Linked DNA regions of Homo sapiens: region 1 is linked to region 2. A link is a loop called in an ENCODE intact Hi-C map of the cell type or tissue named here. Cell type or tissue: A673. All regions are shown on one strand.

What was found. A loop is a pair of places that touch in the nucleus more often than their neighbours do. Peaks named below come from ENCODE experiments on the same cell type or tissue, not always from the same donor. Only the 100,000 strongest peaks of a DNase experiment are listed, where the experiment ranks them.
Region 1: it touches region 2 in a loop (9-fold over the local background); 53 of 110 quality-filtered maps call a loop at or near these places.

What each region holds. Positions count from the first base shown.
Region 1 is chr11:44,132,507-44,135,006 of GRCh38, reverse strand. The region is part of intron 7 of EXT2 (exostosin glycosyltransferase 2); the gene reads right to left. Among named protein-coding and RNA genes, the nearest start is that of EXT2, 38 kb to the right of the region's middle. In A673, CTCF peaks have their summits at 1,471 (motif pointing left) and 2,297; a DNase peak (open chromatin) is centred at 1,436; H3K27ac peaks cover 2,030 bases.
Region 2 is chr11:44,537,532-44,540,031 of GRCh38, reverse strand. It overlaps the pseudogene RPL7AP79. Among named protein-coding and RNA genes, the nearest start is that of CD82, 27 kb to the left of the region's middle. RefSeq lists an enhancer at 1-237 and a silencer at 1,348-1,407. In A673, a CTCF peak has its summit at 1,366 (motif pointing right); a DNase peak (open chromatin) is centred at 1,401.

The DNA of each region.
Region 1 (2,500 bases), 410 kb after region 2:
ATAGAAAAATATGAAGGCACATTGAGATGGATCAGTGTAATAGACTGAAAAGAAACTGGTATTTTAATGTACCCCAAGTGTTAAAGGCTAGAGAGAAAAGAAGATGCTGAATGTTTCTGCCACCTCAAAGGCTTCTAGTCAATTGAGTACAAAGAAGAGTTCAAAGGCAAGTCAGGCTCCTGACTTCCACCTCCTAGTGTGGCTGAGGTTAGAGGTCACTGCTGGTGGAGCCACTGACCAATAAAAGAATGTTTGGAAATTCTACTCAACAGATAAACTGGGGATCCATTTACACCTTCCTCCCTATCCATACAAACATTTCTAACGATACAGTCTAGTGTCTATCCAGCCTTCTGAGATCCCAGATTGTGTACTTTTTCTTTGTGATTCAGGGGAGACTGGGAATATGAATGTTCCATTTGACTACAGAAAAATATTTAGCTGCATACTTCTGCCTGCCTTCCAACATAAGAAAGATGGCTGATGGAACTCCCATCTCAAGGCCTACCTCAGATTCTACATCTCCAAGAAATTCATCCTGACAGCTTTAGCCCCAACTTTCTCCCTTCCATTTCAGACCCTTAATGACCCATAATGTACCTAGAAATATCGGCATCATCTTCTCAACTTTCTTTATGCTTATACCCATATATCCCCAACACAAGCCCTTTGTGAATGGGGATCAAAGATTTTTTTTATTATCTCCTATAATCTCTCCCCCCACCAAAAAACATTAGGGATTCAATAAATTAACTAGTTAATCATTAGCTCACAGGACAATAAAAGGCCAACTGAGAAGTCAGCTTTATACTGTTACAACTACTGTCTTCTACTGACTTAAGGAACTGTTTTTTAACTTCCCCACAAAAAGCCCTATAAGCCCCCAGTAGTCTGCCCAATGCCACGTGTGGCAGCACTGCTCACTGGTGGCCTTCAGGAATAGATACCAGAGACACAGGTTGTACTTTTTTTCAAAAGTCTTAGTCTAACTATAGCTGTTACTTACATTAGGCTCTAGCCTTGTAGTTAACTTTTTGGCTGCTACTATCACATCTAAGGGAATTTAATTTCCTTTCTTTGTCAGGTAGTATGACTTTCTCCCTTGGTACACACAAATTCCCGTCACAACAAGGACTTTCACCACTTTAGACATCTGTCAGATTGTAGCCTTTCTGATCCTAAACTCTAAGCTGCAAAATGTTGCTCCAATACCTTCCTCACCAAGACCCTACCCCACATTTCTGGGGCCAAATCAGAAACTTTAGCTCTATTGCATCTAGGGAGAGTAAAATCCTGTGCTAAGCAGGATTTTCTTTCTTCTTCTTCATCTGAAAGAAATGGTCTCTAGAGAGCAGCTATCAGGAAGATGTCAGTGTGAAGCACCAGAGTGGCTCATGGCATTTAGGATTTCTTGGAAAGATTTAAATACTCAGAGGGAAAATGAGTTAATTAAAAGTGGATGGAGACCTCTGCTGGCTACAACTGTCCAATGCAGCTCCATTAAGCTAGTCTGGAGTTTCTCAGCAAGCAAATCAGACTCTGTTCCTCACCCTCAGTTCATTCTGATACATCATCTAGGGGCTCCAAGGTATCAACTACTGATACAATAGGCTTTCCCCTAAAAGTGGATGCCTGTCTTGCAAAAAGACCCACCTCTGACCTCCCTAAAGAGAATTCACTAAGGTATAAGAACTTTTCAGAATCAGGTGTTTTACCATTTTTTTAATTACTCCTGCCAAGGTCAGGTTAAATCAATAGAAGGTAAACAGAAAGCAAAATGACAAGAATGTTTTGGAAACAGTATATTTTGTTATAGAACCAAAGAACTCTAATTTTAGAGAGATGAGACATTAACTATCTATAGAGAACAGTGGTTCTCAGTTAAAGCAATTTTGCTTGCCCTCCACCCCCAACCCCAAAGGGGACAATTGGCAAGCAATGTTCTAGAGACATTTTTGGTGATCACAACTGAGGGGAGGGGTGCTATTGGAATCTAGTAGTAGTTGAAGAAACCTAGTCATCCTTTATACCTAACTGGAAATTACTTTAACCAGATAATCTCATATCTAATTGAGATCAGCCCACTCTAGAAATGTGGGGTTAGGAAAAGAAAAGAGGTCATTTTGGGAACATGGATTACTCAGAGAAAGGGGAGTGGGACTAGTGAGTTGCCGCAGTGGAGAGCTTTAGATGGTCCGAAAGCAGCACAGGGAAAGAGGCCGTCAGAAAGCGGAAAAGGGAGTTAGAAAGGGGGCCGGGAAAGTGCCAAGACCACCTTTCTTTTTAAGCTGGCATAGTGGACTGTTCACCACTAGAGGAGGCAAGTGGCCCTTGTGACTAGAGCTGTTCAAGGGGAGAAGAGATGACCACTAAATTATTAATGTTGTCAAGGAGAGTAATGTTCTTGGTAGGGATAAGCATTTCATAGAGTTTTTTAACAGCCACATGGAACATGAGAGATTATTTAGCCAACCCCTTCATTTCATAAATGAGGAAATGG
Region 2 (2,500 bases):
TATCAAGGGGAAGGCAAGACTGGAACGTCCAGTCCACAGGAAGACCTGCACCACTGTTGCCTTCACACAGGTTAACTCAGAAGACAAAGGAGTTTTGATGAAGCTGGTGGAAGCTGTCAGGACTAATTACAACGACAGATATGATGATATCCGTCGTCACTGGGGAGGCAATATCCTGGGTCCCAAATCTATGGCTTGCATTGCCAAGTTGGAAAAGGCAAAGGTTAAAGAACTTGCCACTTAACTGGGTTAAATGTACACTTTCATTTTCTGTACATAAAAATCATTAAAATGATACAAATTCTCCTTCAAAAAGAATTTTCCCTCTTCCCTGCTTAAGACCTATCGATGTCATGCATGCACTGATTTCCACACTGGGGTCGGCAGCTTTTGATGGTTCCTTAGGAATCCAGAGGAGGTGGGGGATGGGCAGAGCAAGTGTGGTTCCTAACTTCACATCCCCCCAACCCCTACTGCCAGAGAAGCCTTACTTGTACCAGGTGTACAGAGAGGCAGTCCCATAACCTTGAGATGAAGGTCAAGGCTTCAAAGCCAGGCGGCCTGCATTCAAAACCTGACTCTGCATCTTTCAAGCTTCATGACCCTGGCCAGGTTACTCGCATTCTTTGATCATTAGTCTCCTCATCTGTAAAGCGAAGCTAATGTTGTACCTGCCTCCTAAGGGTTGTTGGGAGGAATAAATGAGTTCATTCAAATAAGGCGCTCAGGACCATGCCTAGCACACAGTAAGTGCTCGCTAAGTGTTGGCTACTATTGTCAATTACTTTTTTTGATTTTGCTTTTGGTTTTCTTGGTGACAGGGTCTCACTCTGTCACCCAGGCTGGGGTGCAGTGGCGCAATCTCAGCTCACTGCAGCTTTGACCTCCAAGGCTCAAACAATCCTCCCACCTCAGCCTCTGGAGTAGCTGGGACCATAAGTGCATGCCACCACACTCCGCCAACTTTTGTATTTTTGGTCGAGACGCAGTTTCGCTGTGTTGCCAGGCTGGTCTCAAACTCCTGAGCTCCAGCAATCCTTCTGCCTTGGCCTCCCAAAGTGTCGGGATTACAGGTGTGAGTCACTGCACCTGGCCTATTAACTACATTTTCACACAGGAATTTATTTCCACTGATTAAAAGCGGGGAAAAAGTGAAAACCATTGGTTTTCATACTTTACATTGCAATTATTGCTATGCACCTTCTATATTTGGCTGGGAATCTCTTGTGGGGTAAAGACCAGGTTTCATTCAGTGTCTCTGACACCTTGGAGATGCTGCATCTAGCAGGCCTTCAATAAACACCCATCAAGGGAGAAAGGAAGCCAGGCAGTGAATGCGCCCCTGGCCTTAGCATGTCGTGCTCACTTATCTCCAGCAGGTGTCGCCCTTGTCTCTGAAACGGCCGTCTGGGCCCTGCTCACTGCTGTCCAGGCCCACTGACGGTCCGATGAGACCTGAGGACGCCGTGGGACCAGCAGATCCGAGTTGTTCTGCGTCGGGGAGGAAGGAGGCCCTGGGAGAGGTGCGAAAAACCTCACCAGAGCAGGCCACAGGCTGCTTGGAGCCTCCAGGCTTGAGTTCTACTCCCAGCGGGGGACACCAGGAGCGCCCATTTCCTCTCTGAGCCTTGGTTTCCTCCCCTCCAAAGCGGGGGCAATCCTGCTACGACGGGACATCGGGATGTTGTCAGGCCACACCTGACAGTTGATAGGCGTTGGATTTGCGGTTTTGTTTCTTTGTTTTTAAGTTGCACCTCCCAGGGAAGTCCAGGGGCATCTCCAGACTTCCCCAACACACGGATTCTGCCTCTCTGAGGGACGGCGAAATGAAAAACTCAGCAGCCTGGAATTCTGAGAAGGGAGAAACCAGGAGTGAAGAACACATGGAGCTGCGTAGGTTCCTACGGAAGATGCCAGGAGAGCCAGTGGTCCAGGGAGACCACACCTTGGACACACTCTTCTGCGCTGGCATGAGCACATCCGGGTAGGCTGCAGGTCTCTTTTCCTCAGAGGCAGACGCGCTGGAGTTACATGGATAGGGAGATGGAGGTGGCGCTCCTCTGTCACCGCAGTCCCCTCAGCCTCCTTGGCTGTGGCTCAAGCAAGTCCCTTCCCCTCTCTGGGCCTTTCTCTCTGTCAAATGGGGCTGGCCTGAGTCGGGCATTTTCAGGCTTAGCAGTAGAGGCCTGACTCTGCCACACCCAGTGGGGAAGACAGACACGGAGGCAGACAAAGAAAGCCGTTGGAGCCTAGGATGACAGGACAAGGACCTCACTCCCTTGGCCACCCCTCCACTGTGGTGATCCTAAGTGGCTCAAACCATGGGCTAGCTCTCCAAGGCTCTTTTTTTGAGAGGGAGTCTCACTCGGTCACCCAGGCTGGAGTGCAGTAGCGTGATCTCGGCTTACTGCAACCTCCGCCTCCTGAGTTCAAGCAATTCTCCTGCCTCAGCCTCCTGAGTAGCTGGGACTACAGGGATGCGCCACCACACCCGGCTATG